2 separate regions of the Homo sapiens genome follow, and region 2 is linked to region 1. Evidence: chromatin loops called from intact Hi-C (ENCODE). Cell type or tissue: endothelial cell of umbilical vein. All regions are shown on one strand. Links, peaks and the distances in the headings refer to the core of each region. The heading gives the core; the rest is flanking DNA. Region 1 overlaps NEK1 (NIMA related kinase 1). Region 2 overlaps PALLD (palladin, cytoskeletal associated protein).

Region 1 (11,692 bases), core at 2,155-10,154:
GTTTGTTGGCTGCATGCATGTCTTCTTTTTAAGAAGTGTCTGTTTATGTCCTTTGCCCATTTTTTAATGCGTAAAAATGGACATTTTTGTTTTTTTCTTGTAAATTTGTTTAAGTTCCTTGTAGACTCTGGATATTAGCTCTTTGTCAGATGGATAGATTGCAAAAATTTTCTCCCATTCTGTAGGTTGTCTGTTCACTCTGATGACAGTTTCTTTTGCTGTGCAAAAGCTCTTTAGTTAATTAGATCCCATTTGCCAATTTTTGCTTTTGTCGCTATTGCTTTTGGCATTTCATCATGAAATCTTTATTTGTGCCTGTGTCCTGAACGATACTGCCTAGATTTTCTTCTAGGATTTCTATAGTTTTGGGTTTTACATTTACATCTTTAATCCATCTTGCGTTAACTTTTGTATAAAGTTTAAGGAAGGGGGATCCAGTTTCAATTTTCTGCATATGACTAGCCAGTTCTCCCAGCACCATTTATTAAATAGGAAATCCTTTCCCTATTGCTTGTTTTTGTCAGGTTTTTCAAAGATCAGTTCCGTGTAGGTATGTGGTTTATTTCTGAGTTCTCTATTCTCTTCCATTGTTCTATGTGTCTATTTTTGTACCAGTACCATGCTGGTTTGGTTACAGGGCAGTGATTTTTATCCTTTGTTAGATTGAAAATATTATACTTTTGAGAATCCAAGGAAATATACGTGGTTTTACTGAAGAAAATGCACCAACATACATACTGCCAAACTTTACATTAATATTTTAGGGGGCTTAATAATGCTAGCTTCAATTCTGAATTCCATGTTAACCACTCCTGAGTAACGGTCAATGAGTAAAGATAGATATATGAACACTACCCCCCAATATAACATCTAGATTATGCTATATTAGACTTTCTATTGAAATAATAGTTAAATAACTTTAATCAATTTTTTTTTGTATATTAAGCTGGATCTAAATACTTACATTATGGATACTATTTTTCTATACAATTTAGATAGAGCAACATTAGAGAATATGCCCTTCATCTAGACGAGGAAATAAAGGCCACAAACATTAAGTCAATCTTCAAACAAGCTAATTAATTGGCAAGGCTGAGACCAAAATCAGGTATTCTGATTCCCAGTCTCATTTTTTTCCCACTATACCAGTGTGCATTAAATAAACAGATGTTTCCTGAACATTTCCTTATGCACAGCTCTGGAATATCATGAGACACAGAATTCCCAATGAATTTATTTGTGTTACTATTCACCAGGTACCATGCTGAGCATTTTACGTGGTAAATCAGTTAAGATTCTTTGGTTGAAGGCAATAGAAACTAACTATAGAGGGGCGGAGGGAGGGAGGGAAGGAGGCAGCTAGGTAGCCAGGCAGCCAGGCAAGGAGGGTGGTGACATCAGCAGGATGGCAAATTACAAATGCCTAATGCTCTACCCTCTGCCCCACAAAAAAGGACAAAAACAATGAATTGATAACTGCATTTTGACCAGAGTGACTTAAGAATGTCAGAGAATAGCAAGGGAGTGGCAGAAACCCTGTGAAGCACAGGCTAAGTATGGCCATATACAGAAGGGTGGAGTCATTGTTGTGCTATTCCCTTCCCCAATGCCTAAGTCACAGCTGTGCCCCACCATTCATGGGCCCTTGTTGCTGCTGTACCCAGCCTCACAAAGTCTGGTCCATTGCTATGTCCTGCCATGCCAGAGTCACCACTACAAGGAACCTCCTCTCCTGGTGTCCAAGTTGCCACTATGCCCTACTGGCTCCAGAAACTGAAGTGCAGTTATGCCCTGCTCCCTAGGGTCCAAGCCTCTAGAACATCTCTTCTTCTCCAGACCCATGCCAGTGCTGTGCCCTGACTCTCAGGATCAGAGTCACAGCTATATCCCTGCTACCTGGGCCCAAGCTACTGGGGAATGCCTTAGAGTCAGTCCCCACCTTTGTAGAACAGCTTCATCTACCCATACCTCAGAGAGTGAACTTGTACTCAAGTCACAAGTATCATAGTAATTCAGGAAGACAGTGGGCCCAGGACCCTAGCACCACTGTAGGCTGCTTGTGAGCTCTGCCAAATCTGACAACAAGAAGGATTTCCCCAACAAAGTCTCCCCACGGTACGATAAACAAGAGCAGGAGGACCCCCACTAAAGCCCTTGTCACTGAGAATCCTAATAACCTATGCTGCTACCACTGCTGTCACACACTCCTACAGTCATGGCTAAAGTACCTGCAGCCATTACTCAAATTGATTACAACTGAAGGAGCTGCATGGACACTACACTACCGTGCCTACCTGGAACCAGAGGCAGAACCTCTGCCCTTGAGCCACTGCACCACCACCCACAGAGCCAATGCACCCTGCTCAACTGACCCCCTAGCAATCATCTATAGGTAAAATCATCCCCTACAAAAGCAACTCTATAGATTTGGAAGAGGTCACTGATCCACTAGATGTGCAGTTATCAATGCAAGGACACAAGAAACATGAAAAAGCAGGAAAACATGACACCATCAAAGGAATAATTCTCCAGATAATGACCCCAAAGAAATGGAAATTTACAAATTACCTGATAGAGAAATCAAAGTAATGATCTTACGGAAACTCAGGGATATACAAGAGGATAGACAATTCAATGAAATCAGCAAAATAATCCATGATATGAATCACAAGCTCAATAAAGATATACATAACACAAAAAGAACCAAACAGAAATCTTGGGGCTGAAGAATTCAATGAATGAAATTGTTAAAAACTGAGAGCTTCAACAGCAGACTAGATCAAGCAGAGGAAACAATCTGTGAATTTGAAGATAGGTCTTTTGAAGTTGCCCAGATAGAGAAAAAGTGAAGAAAGCCTATAGGAATTATGGAACACCATGAAAGGAACAAATGTCACAGTATGAGCTCTAGAAAGAGAAGAGATGAGGCCGGGCATGGTGGCTCACGCCTGTAATCCCAGCACTTTGGGAGGCCAAGGCGGGAGGATCACGAGGTCAGGAGATCAAGACCATCCTGGCTAACATGGTGAAGCCCTGTCTCTACTAAAAATACAAAAAATTAGCCAGGTGTGGTGGCATGCGCCTGTAGTCCCAGCTACTTGGGAGGCTGAGGCAGGAGAATCGCTTGAACCCAGGAGGTGGAGGCTGCAGTGAGCCAAGATTACGTCACTGCACTCCAGCAACAGAGGAAGACTCCATCTCAAAAAAAAAAAAAAAAAAAAAAAAAAAGAGAGATGGAGAAAGGCACAGAAGGCTTTTTAAGTGAAGTACTTGCTGAACACTTCCCAAGTCTTGGGAGTGATATGGTCATCCATATCTACAGAAGTTGAAAACTAACAAACAGGTTCAATGCAAAGAGGTCCTCACCAAGGCACTTTATAATTTAAAACATTAAAAGTAAAAGACAAAGAATTTTAAAAGCAGAGGGAGAAGAGCATCAAGCAACATACAAGGGGCTCGCCATTAGACTATCAGCAGATTTCTCAGCAGAAATCTTGCAGGTCAGGAGAGAATGGGATAATATACTCAAGGTGCTAATTAAAAAAACCCTGCCAGCCAACAATACTATACTTAGAAAAGCTGTTTTTCAGAAATAAAATAGAAGTAAAGTCTTTCCCAGATAGACAGAAGCTAAGGGAATTCATCACCTCTAGAACTGATTTACAAGAAATGCTTAAGAGTTCTTCAACCAGAAACAAAAGAACAATAACTACTACCACAAGAACATATCAAAGTATAAAACTCACTGGTAGAGAGGTATTTATATATATTCAAATTCAGAATATTCCATTACTGCAACAATGGTGTGTAAATCTCTCAAATTGCTATTATAAAGGTTAAATGTTGAAACAGTAAAAAACAACTGTAATTGCATTAAGTTGTTATGAAGTCCAAAATGTAAAAAGGTATAAACTGTGACAGCCAAAATAATTGTGAGGAGGGTAAAAGTCTAGAATATCTTCATGTGACAAAGTTAAATTGTTATCAGCTTAAAATAGTCTATTATTACTATAAGATGCTTTGTGTAAGCCTCATGATTAACTACAAAGCAAAAAACTACAGTAGATACACAAATGAGAACGAGAAAGGAATCAAAACTTAGCACATAGCACAAAATCACAAGAGTAGACAATAAGAGAAGAAGAAAGGAACAAAGGACCAAAAAACAACCAGAAAACAATAACAAATGCAGTAGTACGTGCTTACCTATCAATAACAATCTTCAATGTAATTAAGCTCTCCAATCAAAAGATTTAGAATGGATGGAAAAATAAGATTCAGACGCTGCTTCAAGATTGTGACTACGGACATCTCATGCCCGTTCTCCTCAGAAGGAAGATCAAAATTACTGGTAAATCATCAAGTTTTGACAAGGAAACAGAGGGAACAGAGCCAGGACCTGTTGGAGTACCCACGTGAAGAAGATTGGGTGGAGAGAAAGAAAGCAGCAAAAGTCTGGTTGATAGCGACCGCTGAGGAACTCAGAGTCCAGCAGAAACTGTAGGTGGGAGTGTGTCTCTGCTCCCCTCACCCCTCTGACAACACACTGGCTGCTAAACAGCTGGGGAGCCCCTCAGCCCTTGCAAGCCAGGGCAACACTATCGGTGGCGATTAGAGGACTTCCTGAAAACAGAGAACTGGGTGAGCAGCTGACTTAGCCATGCTGCACCCACCTCTGATCCAAACTGAGATGGCAGTTGTCATACCAGTTGTGTACCTGTGGTGCCACTCCCCTTGCTTGTAGATCCTCTGCCCTTGAGCCACTGCACCACCACCCGCAGACATACTACACAACCTACTCTGACTTTGGCAAGTACATGACACCAGCAGATTCTCAGGGAGTTTGGGGTCTCCCACAGATTGAACACTTGGCACAAACTGCCCCTCAAGGAGGAGACAGAGCAGCCTGTCAAAGCCACCAATGGGAAACAGGAAATGTGGGTGCAGCACTAACCACTGAAGGGGGCAGCGCCAATGCCTCGGAACAAACGTGGAGAAGGGGGTCATCTCTCACCTTCTCATCTCGCCAAAGTGCATGATTGTGGACATGGCAGCAGTTCTTTCTGTTGGGGCCCAATGGCCCTTTCTGGGCTTCTCTGGTGGCTCGATGAAAGTGAACAGAGCCTAAATAAATCTGCTGTATCTTACTCTTCGGCACCATCTACTGGACTGCAGCCTGAATTACACCGCCAAGCAAAAACTACAAAAAACAGCATCTGAGAAAGCCACCACACAAACCTACCTGCAACCAAAAAACCCATATGGAGCTTTGGCCCCCTAAAAGCACCCAGAAAAGAAGCCAATCGAGCATACACAACATACATCACAGTTACACCTTCAAGGGGAAAAAAAATAAGTCCCATCCAAATAAACACAAATCCAAAAAAAGAATTGTCAGCTCACTCAGATGAGAAGGAATCAGTGAAAGAACTCTGGAAGTACAAAAAGCCAAGGTGCTTTGTCATCTCCAAAGGATCGTTCTAGCTCCCTAGCCATGGATCCTAAGCAGACTGAAATATCTAAAATGATACATAAAGAACTTGGAATATTGATGGCAAGGAAACTCCACAAGATCTGAGAGGAAGTTGAAATCCAATACAAAGAAGCCAGAAAAATGATCCAGGACATGAAAGATGACATAATGATATTAACAAAGAACCAAACAGAACTTTTGGAATTAAAAAACTCACTATGGGAATTTCAAAATACAGTTGGAAGCCTTAACAACAAACTAGACAAAGCAGAAGAAGAATTTCAGAGCTCAAAGACTGGTCTTTTGAATTAACCCAGTCAGACAAAAATAAAGAGAAAGAATTTAAAAAAGCAAACAAGGCCTTCAAGAAATATAAGATTATGTAAAGCAACCAAACCAATGAATTACTGGCATTCCTGAGAGAGAAAAACAGAAAGTAAGGAAACTGGAAAACATATTTCAGGGTATGATTCTGAAAAATTTCCCCAATCTTCCAAGAGAGGTTGATATGCAGACACAAGAAATTCAGAGAACACCAGTGAGATACTATATAAGATGACCATCACCAAGGCACACAGTCATCAGACAATCCAGGGTCAATGTGAAAGAAACAATCTTAAAGGCAGCTAGAGAAAAGAACCAAATTGCCTCTTTTAAAGGGAATCCCATCAGACTCACAACGGATTTCTTTCTTTTTTTTTTTTTTATACTTTAAGTTTTAGGGAACATGTGCACAACGTGCAGGTTTGTTACATATGTATACATGTAACATGTTTGTGTGCTGCACCCATTAACTCGTCATTTACCTTAGGTATATCTCCTAATGCTATCCCTCCCCACTACCCCCACCCCACAACAGGCCCTGGTGTGTGATGTTCCCCTTCCTGTGTCCATGTGTTCTCATTGTTCAATTCCCACCTATGAGTGAGAACATGCAGTGTTTGGTTTTTGTCCTTGTGATAGTTTGCTGAGAATGATGGTTTCCAGCTTCATCCATGCCCCTACAAAGGACATGAACTCGTCATTTTTGATGGCTGCATAGTATTCCATGGTGTATATGTGCCACATATTCTTAATTCAGTCTATCATTGTTGGACATCTGGGTTGGTTCCAAGTCTTTGCTATTGTGAATAGTGCCGCAATAAACATACGTGTGCTTGTGTCTTTATAGCAGCATGTTATATAATCCTCTGGGTACATACCCAGTAATGGGATGGCTGGGTCAAATGGTATTTCTAGTTCTAGATCCCTGAGGAATCGCCACACTGACTTCCACAATGGTTGAACTACTTTACAGTCCCACCAACACTGTAAAAGTGTTCCTATTTCTCCACATCCTCTCCAGCACCTGTTGTTTCCTCACTTTTTAGTGATTGCCATTCTAACTGGTGTGAGATGGTATCTCATTGTGGTTTTGATTTGCATTTCTCTGATGGCCAGTGATGATGAGCATTTTTTCATGTGTCTTTTGGCTGCAGAAATGTCTTCTTTTGAGAAGCGTCTGTTCATATCCTTCGCCCACTTTGTGATGGCGTTGTTCTTTTCTTGTAAATTTGAGTTCATTGTAGATTCTGGATATTAGGCCTTTGTCAGATGAGTAGGTTGCAAAAATTTTCTCCCATTCTGTAGGTTGCCTGTTCACTCTGATGGTAGTTTCTTTTGCTGTGCAGAAGCTCTTTATTTTAATTAGATCCCATTTGTCAATTTTGGCTTTTGTTGCCATTGCTTTTGGTGTTTTAGACATGAAGTCCTTGCCCATGTCTATGTACTGAATGGTACTGCCTAGGTTTTCTTCTAGGGTTTTTATGGTTTTAGGTCTAACATTTAAGTCTTTTTTTTTTTTTTTTTTTTTTGAGACGGAGTTTCGCTCTGTCGCCCAGGCTGGAGTGCAGTGGCGCGATCTCGACTCACTGCAAGCTCCACCTCCCGGGTTCACGCCATTCTCCTGCCTCAGCCTCCCGTGTAGCTGGGACTACAGGCGCGCGCCACCATGACCAGCTAATTTTTGTATTTTTAGTAGAGACGGGGTTTCACCGTGTTAGCCAGGATGGTCTCGATCTCCTGACCTCGTGATCCGCCCGTCTCGGCCTCCCAAAGTGCTGGGATTACAGGCGTGAGCCACCGTGCCCGGCCCATTTAAGTCTTTAATCCATCTTGAATTAATTTTTGTATAAAGTGTAAAGAAGGGATCCAGTTTCAGCTTTCTACATATGGCTAGCCAGTTTTCCCAGCACCATTTATTAAATAGGGAATCCTTTCCTCATTTTTCGTTTTTGTCAGGTTTGTCAAAGATCAGATAGTTGTAGATATGCAGCATTATTTCTGAGGGCTCTGTTCTGTTCCATTGGTCTATACCTCTGCTTTGGTACCAGTACCATGCTGTTTTGGTTACTGTAGCCTTGTAGTATAGTTTGAAGTCAGGTAGTGTGATGCCTCCAGCTTTGTTCTTTTGGCTTAGGATTGACTTGGCAATGCGGGCTCTTTTTTGGTTCCATGTGAACTTTAAAGTAGTTTTTTCCAATTCTGTGAAGAAAGTCATTGGTAGCTTGATGGGGATGGCATTGAATCTATAAATTACCTTGGGAAGTAGGGCCATTTTCACGATACTGATTCTTCCCACCCATGAGCATGGAATATTCTTCCATTTGTTTGTATCCCCTTTTATTTCATTGAGCAGTGGTTTGTAGTTCTCCTTGAAGAGGTCCTTCACGTCCCTTGTAAGTTGGATTGCTAGGTATTTTATACTCTTTGAAGCAATTGTGAATGGGAGTTCACTCATGATTTGGCTCTCTGTTTGTCTGTTATTGGTGTATAAGACTGCTTGTGATTTTTGCACATTGATTTTGTATCCTGAGACTTTGCTGAAGTTGCCTATCAGCTTAAGGAGATTTTGGGCTGAGACGATGGGGTTTTCTAGATATACAATCATGTCATCTGCAAACAGGGACAATTTGACTTCCTCTTTTCCTAATTGAATACCCTTTATTTCCTTCTCCTGCCTGATTGCCCTGGCCAGAACTTCCAACACTATGTTGAATAGGAGTGGTGAGAGAGGGCATCCCTGTCTTGTGCCAGTTTTCAAAGGGAATGCTTCCAGTTTTTGCCCATTCAGTGTGATATTGGCTGTGGGTTTGTCATAGATAGCTCTTATTATTTTGAGATACGTCCCATCAATACATAATTTATTGAGAGTTTTTAGCATGAAGGGCTGTTGAATTTTGTCAAAGGCCTTTTCTGCATCTATTGAGATAATCATGTGGTTTTTGCCTTTGGTTCTGTTTATATGCTGGATTACGTTTATTGATTTGCGTATGTTGAACCAGCCTTGCATCCCAGGGATGAAGCCCACTTGATCATGGTGGATAAGCTTTTTGATGTGCTGCTGGATTCGGTTTGCCAGTATTTTATTGAGGATTTTTACATCGATGTTCATCAGGGATATTGGTCTAAAATTCTCTTTTTTTGTTGTGTCTCTGCCAGGCTTTGGTATCAGGATGATGTTGGCCTCATAAAATGCGTTAGGGAGGATTCCCTCTTTTTCTATTGATTGGAATAGTTTCAGAAGGAATGGTAACAGCTCCTCCTTGTACCTCTGGTAGAATTCGGCTGTGAATCCATCTGGTCCTGGATTTCTTTTGGTGGGTAAGCTATTAATTATTGCCTCAATTTCAGAGCCTGTTATTGGTCTATTCAGGGATTCAACTTCTTCCTGGTTTAGTCTTGGGAGGGTGTATGTGTCGAGGAATTTATCCATTTCTTCTAGATTTTCTAGTTTATTTGCGTAGAGGTGTTTATAGTATTCTCTGATGGTAGTTTGTATTTCTGTGGGATTGGTGGTGATATCCCCTTTATCATTTTTTATTGCATCTATTTGATTCTTCTCTCTTTTCTTCTTTATTAGTCTTGCTAGCGGTCTATCAATTTTGTTGATCTTTTCAAAAAACCAGCTCCTAGATTCACTGATTTTTTGGAGGGTTTTTTGTGTCTCTATTTCCTTCAGTTCTGCTCTGATCTTAGTTATTTCTTGCCTTCTGCTAGCTTTTGAATGTGTTTGCTCTTGCTCCTCTAGTTCTTTTAATTGTGATGTTAGGGTGTCAATTTTAGATCTTTCCTGCTTTCTCTTGTGGGCACTTAGTGCTATAAATTTCCTTCTACGCACTGCTTTGAGTGTGTCCCAGAGATTCTGGTATGTTGTGTCTTTGTTCTCATTGGTTTCAAAGAATATCTTTATTTCTGCCTTCATTTCATTATGTACCCAGTAGTCATTCAGGAACAGGTTGTTCAGTTTCCACGTAGTTGAGCGGTTTTGAGTGAGTGTCTTAATCCTGAGTTCTAGTCTGATTGCACTGTGGTCTGAGAGATAGTTTGTTATAATTTCTGTTCTTTTACATTTGCTGAGGAGTGCTTTACTTCCAACTATGTGGTCAATTTTGAAATAGGTGTGGTGTGGTGCTGAAAAGAATGTATATTCTGTTGATTTGGGGTGGAGAGTTCTGTAGATGTCTATCAGGTCCCCTTGGTGCAGAGCTGAGTTCAATTCCTGGATATCCTTGTTAACTTTCTGTCTTGTTGATCTGTCTAACGTTGACAATGGGGTGTTAAAGTCTTCCCATTATTATTGTGTGGGAGTCTAAGTCTCTTTGTAGGTCTCTAAGGACTTGCTTTATGAATCTGGGTGCTCCTGTATTGGATGCATATATATTTAGGATAGTTAGCTCTTCTTGTTGAATTGATCCCTTTACAATTATGTAATGGCCTTCTTTGTCTCTTTTGATCTTTGCTGGTTTAAAGTCTTTTATCAGAGACTAGGATTGCAACCCCTGCCTTTTTTTGTTTTCCATTTGCTTGGTAGCTCTTCCTCCATCCCTTTATTTTGAGCCTATGTGTGTCTCTGCACATGAGATGGGTTTCCTGAATACAGCACACTGACGGATCTTGACTCTTTATCCAATTTGCCAGTCTGTGTCTTTTAATTGGAGCATTTAGCCCATTTACATTTAAGGTTAATATTGTTATGTGTGAATTTGATCCCTTCATTATGATGTTAGCTGGTTATTTTGCTCATTAGTTGATGCAGTTTCTTACTAGCCTCGATGGTCTTTACAATTTGGCATGTTTTTTCAGTGGCTGGTACTGGTTGTTCCTTTCCATGTTTAGTGCTTCCTTCTGGAGCTCTTTTAGGGCAGGCCTGGTGGTGACAAAATCTCTCAGCATTTGCTTGTCTGTAAAGTATTTTATTTCTCCTTCACTTATGAAGCTTAGTTTGGCTGGATATGAAATTCTGAGTTGAAAATTCGTTTCTTTAAGAATGTTGAATAATGGCCCCCACTCTCTTCTGGCTTGTAGAGTTTCTGCCTAGAGATCAGCTGTTAGTCTGATGGGCTTCCGTTTGTAGGTAACCCAACCTTTCTCTCTGGCTGCCCTTAACATTTTTTCCTTCATTTCAACTTTGGTGAATCTGACAATTATGTGTCTTGGAGTTGCTCTTCTCGAGGAGTATCTTTGTGGCATTCTCTGTATTTCCTGAATATGAATGTTGGCATGTCTTGCTAGATTGGGGAAGTTCTCCTGGATAATATACTGCAGAGTGTTTTCCAACTTGGTTCCATTCTCCCCATCACTTTCAGGTACACCAATCAGACGTAGATTTGGTCTTTTCACATAGTCCCATAATTCTTGGAGGCTTTGTTTGTTTCTTTTTATTCTTTTTTCTCTAAACTCTTCTCGCTTCATTTCATTCATTTGATCTTCCATCACTGATACCCCTTCTTCCAGTTGACAAATTGGCTACTGAGGCTTGTGCATTCGTCACGTAGTTCTTGTGCCATGATTTTCAGCTCCATCAGGTTCTTTAAGGACTTCTCTACACTGGTTATTCTAGTTAGCCATTCATCTAATTTTTTTTTCAAGGTTTTTAACTTCTTTGCCATGGGTTCGAACTTCCTCCTTTAGCAAGGTGTAGTTTGATCATCTGAAGCCTTCTTCTCTCAACTCGTCAAAGTCATTCTCTGTCCAGCTTTGTTCTGTTGCTGGTGAGGAGCTGCATTCCTTTGGAGGAGGAGAGGCACTCTGATTTTTAGAGTTTCCAGTTTTTCTGCTCTGTTTTTTCCCTATCTTTGTGGTTTTATCTACCTTTGGTCTTTGATGATGGTGACATACAGATGGGGTTTTGGTGTGGGTGTTCTTTCTGTTTGTTAGTTTTCCCCCCAACAGTCAGGA
Region 2 (11,692 bases), core at 1,323-9,322, 910 kb before region 1:
TTTATTCGTCCTGAAACTTTGTACCGTTTGACCAATAGCTCCTCATTTCCTCCACCATCCAAACCCTGGCAACCACCATTCTACCTTCTGTTTTATGAGTTTGACTTTTTTGGATTCCACGTGTGTCAGATCGTGCCATGTTTGTCTTTCTGTGCCTGGCTTATTTCACTTAAGATGATGTCCTCCAGCCTCATCAATGTTGTCACAAATTGCAGGATTTCCTTCTTTTTAAAGACTGAATATTATTTCACTGTGGTGTGTGTGTGTGTGTGTGTGTGTGTGTGTATCACATTTTCTTTATCCATGCATCCATCAACAGATGGGCAAAGGACATGAACAGACAACTTTCAAAAGAAGACATACATGTGGCCACCAAGCATATGAAAAAAATGCTCAATATCACTAACCATTAGAGTAATGCAAATCAAAACCACAGTGAGATACCGTCTCACACCAGTCAGAATGGCTACTATAACAGACAAAAAATAACAGGTGCTGGTGAAGTTGTGGAGAAAAGGAAATGCTTATACACTGCTGGTGAGAGTATAAATTACTTCAACCATTGTGGAAAGCAGTATGGAAATTCCTCAAAGAACTAACTACAGAACTATCATTTGACCCAACAATCACATTACCGGGTATATAGCCAAAGGAATATAAATCATTCTACTATAAAGACATATGTATGCATATGTTTACTGCAGCACTATTCACAACAGCAAAAACATGGAATCAACCTAAATGCCCATCAGTGGTAGACTGGATAAAGAAAATGTGGCACATATACATCATGGAATACTATGCAGCCAAAAAAAACGAGATCAAGTCCTTTGCAGGAACATGGATGGTGCTAGAGGCCATTATCCTTAGCTAACTAACACAGGAACAGAAAGCCAAATACTGCATGTTCTCACTTATAATTAGCAGCCAAAAAATGAGAACATGTGGACAGGAGGAGGAAAACAATGGAAACTGGGGCCTACTGGAGGGAAGAAGGTTGGAGGTGGGAGAGGTTCAGGAAAAAAAAAAAACTGTCAGATACTATGATTTGTACCCATGTGACAAAATAATCTGTATACCAAACCACTGAGTCACAAGTTTACCTATATTACAAACCTGAACATGTACCCCTGCACCTAAAATAAAAGTTACAATATTAAAAAAAAATACCCAGATCCTTAGGTTGTTTCCAAATCTTGGCTGTTGTAGATAACACTACCATGAACGTGGGAGTGCAGATGTCTCTTCAGGATACTGATTTCATTTCCTTTGTGTATATACCTGGAAGCAGGATTGTGCTGGATTTTATGCTAGTTCTATTTTTTTTTTTGAGCAACCTTCATACTGTTTTCCATAATGGCTGCACCAGTTTCCATTCCCACCAACAGTGTACAAGGGTTTGCTTTTCTTCACGCCCTTGCCAACGCTTAATCTTTTGTCTTTTTGATAGTAGCCATTCTAACAGGTGTGAGGTCATATTTCATTGCTGTTTTGATTTGCATTTCTCTGATTAGTGATATCAAGTGCTTTTTCATGTATTTGTTGGCCATTTGTTTTCTTTGAAGAAATGTCTGTTCAAGTCCTTTGCCCATTTCTAAGTAGGGTTATTTGGGGATATTGTTACTGAGTTACTCAGTAAACTCAACTGAATTAAGTTTCTTATATATACGGATATTAACTCCTTACCAGATTTATGGTTTGCTAATATTTTATCCCATTTCTTAGGTTGTCTCTTTACTCTGTTGACTATTTCCTTTGCTTTGCAGAAGGTTTTAGTCTGATGCAATCCCATTTAACTATTTTTACTTTTGTTGCCTATGTTTTTTAGGTCATATCAAAAAATCATTGCCTAACCAATGTCAAGGTTTTTTTTTATGTTGTCTTCTAGTAGTTTTACAGTTTCATGTCTTACATTTAAATCTTGAATTCACTTTTAGTTGACCTTGTATGTGGAGTGAGGTAAGGGTCTACTTTCCTTCTTCTGCATATAAATATCCAGTTTTTCTAGTGCCATTTATTGAAGAAACTGTCCTTTCCCCATTATGTAATTTGGGCACCCTTGTTGAAGACCAACTGTCCATATATGTATGGGTTTATTTCTGGGTTCTCTACTATGTTTCATTGGTCTATATGTCTGTTTTTATGCAAGTATCTTACTGCTCTCATTACTGTTTTATAGTTCTCAGTGTGTCCAGATTTTTCACCTCCTTGATTAAATGTCTTCTTAGGTATTTTATTGATTTTATGCTATTGTAAATGGGATTGTTTTCTTAATTTCTTTTTCATATAGTTCATTGTTAGTGTACAGAAACACAACTGACTTTTGTATGTTGACTTTGTATCCTGCTACTTTACTGAATTTGTTTATCAGATTTTTTGTGGAGTCGTTAGGGCTTTCTATATAAAAGATCAGATCATCTGTGAACAGAGACTATTTGACTTCTCCCTTTTGTGATCTGAATCCCTTTTATTCCTTTTTCTTGCCTAATTGCTCTGGCTAGGACCTCCTGTACTATGTTGAATTTCTGATCTTAGAGGAAAAGCTTTCATTTCTTCGCTGTTTATGATGTTAGCTATGGGCTTGTCATATATGCCTTTAGTATATTGAGGAACATTTCTTTGATACCTATCTCGTTGAGAATTCTTATGAAAGGAGTTAATTTTGTCAAATGTTCTTTCTGCATCTATGGAGATGATCAGATAATATTTATCCCTCATCCTGTTAATGTGGTATGTCACATTTATTGATTTGCATATGTTGAATTATTCTTGCATCACAGGGAGAAATCTCACTTGATCCTGATGTATGATCCTTTTAATATGCTATGAATTTGGTTTGCTGGTATTTTGTTGTGGGAAAATATAATGTTATATGCATAGTTGCCTCCAACCTAAGCCAGTGCCTGATAAATGAAAGGCTTTGCACTCTTAATTGAACAAATTCCTTGGTTCCAGTACTTTACTGTTCATTGAAAGCCAGGAAGTACTGGGACAAAGAAATTATTAGAGTTGATAATAAAAGAGTAAACAGCATACTCATTATTAGCAGCGTACTTTCTCATTTTCCCTCCCTGATAGGACTTTAACTCTCTTCTATATATTTCAGCCCTAATGTACTTATCATATAGTCTTTAGGAACAAGAGAAAAGACCAAGTAGAATATGTACAAAACTAAAATAAATACAGAGACATTTCTTTTTGTTTTATTAGGAAAAGTTAGGAGGATGAGAAACAGTGAAATCTAAGATATTGTTCCTACAATATTTTGCTATGTGTATGGTATGGATGAATAAAGTGAAATATCCTTTATAATTATCTAAAAAGTATGTGAAAGTGAATAGATGATGCTGAAACTAAAAAATTTTATTCTAGATCAGTGCTTCTCAAACATTAATGTGCATACGAATCACCTGAGGAGTTTTCCAAGCACATTTCGATTCAGCAGGTCTGGGCTGGAGACTGAGATTCCACAATCACAAAGAGCTCCCAGGGAGTACTGATACTGCTGGTCTGCATATCACACTTGGAGTAGAAAGGTTCTAGATTACATAGACCGTCATCTTCATGCACCAGACTTATTTCCTAGTCTGGGTTCCTCTGGAAATATTTCCAGTGCACCAATCAGTTTGATGGAGTTGGATAAAGAGGGAGACTCAAGATTTACTTCACTTGAAAAGAATATTTATTTTCCATTTAAGGCTAATGGACTAATGGACTAAATATTACACATCTCAGCCCTTGGGATATCTGTGATAATATTTTTCTTTTCCTACCAATGTGCTTTTACTCTATACTTCTGCTCTGCTGGGTGGCCAATGGGACCTTGTCTGTTTACCAAGCCTAGTTCTCAGGTCTACTTTCCTTCGATATCTTTTCTTTCTTCCAACCTTCCAATCCAAACTGAGGTGGTGGTATTCCCCACCACCAAGAAAGGCATAGTTTCCATTTTTTCTCTACCAGTTCTAGTACATGCAATTAAATTTTCTGAGCCCAAAATTTCTCATCTCTGAAATAAGGAGCATGAAACTCTGTGCGTGGGTGCATATGAAGCTAATGAAATGGCACATAAAGTGTCTAACACAAAGAAGGAACCAAATAAATATCAGATTCTATCCCTATCCCACTTTTATTTTGTCCCATTCCAATGTGGCTTTGCATAATTGGAAATCATTATGTATAGACATCAGGTAAAATCTAGCACCAGCTTATATAGTACTCTAAGACCATCAGGTTTTTTTTTTTTTTACCTCGTCTTCAGTTTTAATTTAAAGCAATTAAAATTAATATATTCAGATTTCAACAAAGTGTAAGCATCCCTCTGCTGAACCACTGTATCATTACAGTGTGCGTTAAGAATGCCAATAGGCATGGAACAGATGCCAGATAACCAAGATGGTACTTTTACTGGGTCTGGCATTAAACAAAGAAATGTGTTCATAAGTCATCTTTCTTGGATCTCAACCAAAAATTGTTATTTTGGATTTTGTCATCTTTCCATTTAAATTTCTACTTAATCCTTCATTAGAGTATGTGTTAACAATCTTAATTTGTGTGATTGCCTTCATGAAAAGTTGGATATATAAAATAAATGTCACTTTTAAGGCATCTAAGGAATTGTTTTCTATCTTAGTCACCAAGTATGTCAGACACATTGCTTACAATGTCTTCTATTTCAATCTGTGGTTTGTTTCTGCCATCCAAAAATGAGTAAACTTTAGTTTCACCCAGCCGTGTTTCTGAATATGAACATTCAAATGTGGACCATGTGTGATGGAAAATCCTGCCATGGCTGAGAATATGGATAAACTTGAGGGGGACTGTTTGATGGAAAGTCATTATATAATGTATATTTTCTTTCATTCATTTAACAAACATTTATTCTAGGCCAATGGTGAGCAAAATATTCCCTCAACAAAGTACCCATGCACACACACATGAAGAAACTACACATTTATTTGGAATGTCTAGTAGAGTTCCCCCCTTTCTTGGCTATTTTACACCAGTTCCCATATAACTGGTTTATATAATAATAGTTATTTATGATAAAAATTTGACTAATTCTAACTGACAAGAAGATAGATATGTTTGTTTTGGAAACTATTTCTATTTGGTAATAGATTCCAAATGTATTGAATGGTCTCTAAAAGATGTAGGAACACAGGACATACTGCTCATGATGTACAACAAAAACAATAGTTTCAAAATTTTATGACATATTGCAGTTTATCAAGTGGTTTTATAACCATTATCTTGTTTAATTCTCACAACATCCTTATGAGTAGTGTGTGTGTGTGACCATGAGAATATATGAGTGTGAGTGTGTGTGTGTGTGTGTGTGTGTCCGTGTAGGAGAGGAAATGATTAACCCATTTCATAGATGAGGTGTAACCCATTTCATAGATGAGGTGTAACTAACAATGTAGCTTCAATTATACTGGCAGGTCACAGAAAAGAGATTTGCAACCAGCCTTATGCCTCTCCTCCCACCTCTCTCTACTGACCCACATCTTTTTATGAAGTAGGGATTGCAGCCATCCCACAGCTCATCAATGCTGTCATGTCTATGCACGAAGGCACTCTTAGATAGAAGAGAAAACAGAGGGGGGCCTGGGATCCAGTCCCCAGCGCAGGCACTGAGTGTGCCCCTGGCCCCATCAGTTTAATTCTGAGCGCTCAGGACAGTATGAGGAGCAGCCTGTCGTTTTCGGAGACACCAGCTGAGGGAGCCTGTGGACACAATACCAGTTGAAAAGCTCCCCAGCCCAGGGTGGAACCAAGCAGCCCACGCCTGCTCTTAGGAGCCAAGTTTCCCAAACAATGTCAGAGTTAGCTTGGGGAATCTTCTTAGTACTCTTAAGAGGCCAGAGCTGAGATTTCCACACAATGACATATTAAAGTATTGGATCCAGGGTCCTTTGCATTGGTAGAATGTCAGGAAAATAGCATTAGCTAGATAAACTTCTTTCCCTCAAACCAAATACAGTCGTATTGTTTACTATTATAGGTCTATTAAGGTTGCTGTTTAAATGTTACCAATGTCCTCATATTTTGGTAATTTTGTTCGAGTTGGAAAGAAATGTCTTGAGAAATTTTTATTTAGCCAGAGTGTTTGAGCACTTTAAGATATCTTTAGTATACTACATCGCTTCTCCAGGTCCTCAAGAGACCTAAAAAAAAAAAAAAAAAAAAAAAAAGGCTTTCTAAGCAGTGCCTATCAAGCTACTACTTCCGGCCCCACAAAAAAGAAAAGCTGAGACTCTTCACCCCTTGATTCCAGTATTCCCAAACTCCTGGTAAACCATTAGGAATTAGATATGCCCCAAATTTATGTAGCAACTCCCTTCTTAAGAATATAGAGAACGTTTTTTTTTACACACCTTGTTACACCTCACAATTGAGCCTCAACTTGAGATTCCCTTGCCCAGCAAAGTCCAGAATTCACCACTGTCTACATGCTGGACCCAATTCGTTTTGCTGTCGTTGATCACTAATTTGGGAATTGTGGGAGGGAGAGGAGGAGCGAATCCCTCTCTTTACTTTAGAACTGGTAAAACTGAGATAGCCAGAGATTTCTAGAACTGCCAAGCTAAAACGTAAGCTGAATCATTGTGCAAGTATGGATTAGAACCCAGTACTGGGTTTGAACTGTAAACCCAGTTTCTGATCATATGGCTGCCCAGTGCTCCTGGTGGCAGAGCTGATTGCTTCCTGGGTTCAAATGGGTCATGCTTTCCAGGGCACTCTGGACATCCATGGAACAAGCCTAATTTAAACATTAGAGGTCTTTCAAACCCTTATATACCAAATCATCATCAGTTCAGTCTCTCAATTCTGCATTAATTCTTTTGTGGAATTAAAAAATATTTTCTCCTGAATTTCCTTAAAAAAAAATCGAACGTTCCCTCAGGGCAAGGAGACATAGCTAGGGGTACCATGCGATAAGAGAGTGAGTAAAAAGGAAAAGTCTAGTATCCTAGACAGTCTCTTTGCAGAGCTGCGCTTCTGCTCAGAAGACATTTGTCAATGCCTAGAGACATTTCGGTTGTCACCACTGGGAGAGGGGTGTACTAGAGAGTAGAAGCCAGAGAAGCTGCTAAACATCCCACAGTGCCCTGGACACCCCCCGACGACAAAGAATTCTCCAGCCCAAAATGCCTGCAGTGCTGATGTTGAAGAATGCGGGTGTGTAGATATAAACAACAATCTGCTAAGCTTTCAAATGATAGCAGCTAGAAAGATCTTCAAGAGTCTAGGGATTTGGAAAATTCTGGCATCATGATAGTCAATCCCCAGTGGAGACATTCTTTGAAGACCACATAGGCAATCACTTGACCAAATGCCACCTAAAAATTGAAATATTTTTCACGTTTTGCTTGGTTTGCTAGAACACACCAATATACTTTCACCCTTGAAGAAAGGGAACTGTTTATGTCATTCAGTAGCAGGACTCCTTGGCTAAAGCAGCAGACAGCTCACCAGATTTCACTGGAAAGACTGCCCAAACCAGTCTCTGCCAGGGACTCCAAAGCGCAGGGAGGCTTCAGTGCTAGGGAGAGCGGATGTGAAGGCGGTTATGAAGGACAGCTGTGCCAGCATCTCCCAACTTTTCCGTTTTTTCTCAAACCTCAGCTTGCCTTGTGCATGGCTAAGGTTATCCCTGGCCAGCTGCTTTTTTCCCTATTCTACCTCTCCCCTGCTGTAGCAATTCCCTAACCAGTGCTACTAAGACTAAGGATTTCACCACCTCCTCCCATTTTCCACCATACAGAAATCCACAAAACTGAGTTAAGAGAACTCTCCTGCCATCCCCAATAGCCAAAAAACTGAGTCACCACTTGGCCTAACAGCACTCAGATGATTCATTAAAATACAGTGGAGCGCTCTTCAGGGGGGTGCAGGGGAGATTCAAGTGGGAAGGTAAGGCTGCAAGCAGGAGGGGAAGTGGACAGGAGATGAGACTGCGAGGCGTGTCACAAGAAGGGAGTCTCCTGGTGCCTTTCTCCAGGGCTAAACCCCTTGAGGCAGAAACTCCGTTGAGTCATTCTGAAGTCAAATCTGGTGCTAACTGGCGCTCTTGGATCTGGGTCAGTCTCGATGGGGCCTGGGAATGTCTGCGGAGTGCCCATTCCTCTCAGCAGTTTGTGAGATTGAGAGCCACTGCTCTGCTTTTCTTCTCCCTTGACCCCATTCCCAGTTTCCTACCAGGATCACTGTGAGCCCTGGGAGGATGGATTTGTAAAAAATTCCTGGAGCCAAACACCCTGAGCTATGAAACTGGCCCATTATTGTGAGAATTTTCAAATGTTGAAGAAATGTGGGGTTGGGAAAGAGAGGAGCACCTTAAAGAAGATTTATTCACCTAGTCACCCTCAGATGGTTGTCTGCAGATTTTGAGAGAGAAATGGAAATAGTTTCAGATACTTTTTATTTTTTTTTTGAGACAGAGTCTCACTCTGTCACCCAGGCTGGAGTGCAGTGGCGTGCTCACCTCACTTCATCCTCCGCCTCCTGGGTTCAAGCGATTCTCATGCCTCAGCCTCCTGAGTACCTGGGATTACAGGTGCCTGCAGCCACACCCGGCTAACTTTTGTATTTTTATTTTTAGTAGAGACGAGATTTTGCCATGTTGGCCAGGCTGGTCTCAAACTCCTGACCTCAAGTGATCTGCCCGCCTCAGCCTCCCAAAGTGCTGGGATTACAGGTGTGACCTACCGTGCCTGGCTGAGTGTCAGATACTTTTTAAGCATACTCTGGTTATCATTCTTCTCAGATTACTTCACTAAATTAAAATGTTCTAAATGTACAAAGAGCAAAATGGTTTGTTTAAAAAAATAGCCGTGTTCAATCTCTATCAGAAACAGCTTCAAGTAAAATTATTTTCCTCCAGCCAATTTCTTCTTTCAAGTATTCTCCTCTATGAAATACTCAATTTGCAACTCTAGATGAAATTACTGAGTCAATTTGTGGAAATTTCATCTGTTCCTTGACAGTGAGTTTTTATGTTTGGGTCAAAATGAACTTAAGGCCAGGGGTATCTGTAAAACACTAGGTAATAGGACAACAGTCCCTAAAGTCAAGCGGGCTATTGTCAAGCACAACTGTACTGGTTCGTCAGAGCTGGCTCCCTTAGCAGGGAAAGTTTGTGTCGTTTCTAAAGTGCTTTACCATACTGTAATTTGTCATTCTTGATTGTAATGTATGGTAAATTATGCTTCTAGAAAGTTATCACTCTGATCCACGTCTGATCTAATGAGAACAGCTGCATCCACTGCAGGCCGGGTGCTTGTCAGCTTATTCCCTCAGGGCCAGACAGGTGTGGTCTAAGCTCCAATTTAGGTAGGAGACCTTCAGGGAAAGTCCAGGTGCTTCAAGAAGCTCCAAGATGAGATCAGAAATTGGCCCCAATCCCTCTGAGTCAGAATTCTGAGTCATCTTTTTTTAAGGCCATTTTTTGTCCGTTTCCTCCTGCGACTATCAGTGCCTATACTTTAAAGTGTTCTATAACCGTGAAATCTTTCCTGGGATAACCCAGTCCACTGTACCCACTCCCACCAACCCCCACCACCAAAAACTATAGATCTACTGCTGAGTCAATTTCTTCACATTTGAAAGCTCAAGAAGGGGGAGAACAAGTTGAAATTTCTATTCAGAGCTGACACTCCATATTAAAGATAGGAAAGAAAAGTTTGGGGAGTTGCTAAGCATGAGAGGCATTGTTGATAAATTATCTTGAGATCCAGATATTAGTTGAGCCTCACTCGCAACTGAAAGAATCAAGCCTAATGGACTTTTCTGCCCAGTGCCAGACTGGAAAGATTTAAACTCTTGAAGGTCTCTAAGGATTCCCAACTGCTTTTCCTCTCATGATCCTCTCTGCTCCTGTTCTGTATACCTGCGTGCTGCCTCATTTGGCCCCATGTCCACCTAAGTGTAAAACCCAGCTCTTCACCAGTTTTTACAAGGATGTCCATTTGCACCAAATGTCACATGGTGGAAGAATTTACTGAAGCCTCCAGGATTGGCACACTTAAAAGTTCTTTTCTCAGGTTGACTAGAAGTCTTAACCACTCAGGCTGGGCTCAGTGGCTCACGCCTGTAATCCCAGTACTTTGGGAGGCCAAGGCGGGGGGATCACCTGAGGTCAGGAGTTTGAGACCAGCCTGGCCAACATGGCGAAACCCCGTCTCTACTAAGCATACAAAGAAAAATTAGCTTGCCGTGGTGGCAGTCGCCTATAATCCCAGCTACTCAGGAGGCTGAGGCAGGAGAATCACTTGAACCCAGGAAATGGAGGTTGCAGTTAGCCAAGATTGCGCCATTGCACTCCAGCCTGGGCAACAAGAGCAAAACTCCGTCTCAAAAAACAGTCTTAACAACTACACAAAAGTCTCAATATCCGCTTATCCCCAGTGCATATCTAAGTATTTTTTCCAACAAATAGCATTATTCCTCAGAAAAATTCTGAGACCAGTTAGAACCACCCTGTTAAAATATCATCAGAAATTCACAAGGAAAATGTTGGCTTTCTGTATAATAATGGCACAACAAGAATTCACTTCTACTTGTATCATCTATTAAATAATGAAATATTTAGTGGCTTTTAAGTAGCAGGGCATATGGTTTTGAATTTTGTTTTTCCAGTTGGAGTAAGAAACAATTCTTCATGATTATCCTAAAGAACCAGGAAGAAAATGAGCAAGGGACTGGCTGGGCTTCTAGGAGATGTCCGTGGCACACAGTAGGATCTTGGTAATAACTGACCTACTCTATAACTAAGCAAACCTGCTCTTCAGCACAGGGTAGAACACCATGGAGTGAAGAATGGGATAAAATAGGTGAAGAAGAGTATGCCGTCTTTACTCAGAAGGGGACCTAGAAAGTTTTTTTTTTTTTTTTTTTTTTTTTTTTTTTTGAGAGGGAGTTTCACTCTTGTTGCCCAGGCTAGAGTGCAATGGTGCGATCTCGGCTCACTGCAACCTCCTCCCCCCAGGTTCAAGCAATTCTCCTGCCTCATCCTCCTGAGTAGCTGGGATTACGGGCCTGTGCCACCATACCCAGCTAATTTTGCACTTTTAGTAGAGACAGAGTTTCGCCATGTTGGCCAAGCTGGTCTTGAACTCCTGACCTCAGGTGATCCACCTGCCTCAGCCTCCCAAAGTGCTGGGATTACAGGCGTGAGCCACCACACCTGGCTGAAAGTATGTATTTTCTATCATATCATTCTGTAAGACCCTCTTAGCTTCTCTCCAAAAGATTTACTGGAACGGTTCCTCCCACTCAATGGTGTTAGAGAGATGTCAGTAATACTATGAGTCTGCCTGCTGAGGTGCACAACATAGGACTCTATAGTCAGGCGATGGGTTCAAATCCCAGTGGGCCAGATACCATTTAGCTCTAAGTGGGTCCTTATCCTCCCTGAGTCTGTATTTCCTGTATTTCCCAGTTTACGAAGAGGAGATCATAATACATCCCTATGAAACTGATGTGGGCATTAAAGACGTAAGTGCATAGTATAACTCACACTTAGTAAAAAGTAGTCACAATTTTACTACCATAGATGCTTTCTCATCACCGGTAAAAACGACCTTTCATGAAAGTCTCACCTCCAACCCTGCGTATAATCTCAGAAACTCACTCAATAACATCAACTCAAAGTTTATGTATGACTATTCTATTTCTATATAATATTGAT

The links. Hi-C counts contacts between places; a loop is a spot of excess contacts. Peaks named below come from ENCODE experiments on the same cell type or tissue, not always from the same donor. Only the 100,000 strongest peaks of a DNase experiment are listed, where the experiment ranks them.
Region 2: a loop joins it to region 1, with 7 times the contacts of the local background. A loop is called at or near these places in 4 of 110 quality-filtered maps.

What each region holds. Positions count from the first base shown.
Region 1 is chr4:169,487,936-169,499,627 of GRCh38, forward strand. All of the region lies in intron 23 of NEK1 (NIMA related kinase 1), which reads right to left. Among named protein-coding and RNA genes, the nearest start is that of NEK1, 120 kb to the right of the region's middle. In endothelial cell of umbilical vein, for the core only: a CTCF peak has its summit at 5,169 (motif pointing left); a DNase peak (open chromatin) is centred at 5,136.
Region 2 is chr4:168,579,985-168,591,676 of GRCh38, forward strand. All of the region lies in intron 2 of PALLD (palladin, cytoskeletal associated protein), which reads left to right. All of the region lies in intron 1 of LOC124900807 (a long non-coding RNA gene), which reads right to left. Among named protein-coding and RNA genes, the nearest start is that of PALLD-AS1, 63 kb to the right of the region's middle. In endothelial cell of umbilical vein, for the core only: a CTCF peak has its summit at 5,720; a DNase peak (open chromatin) is centred at 5,757.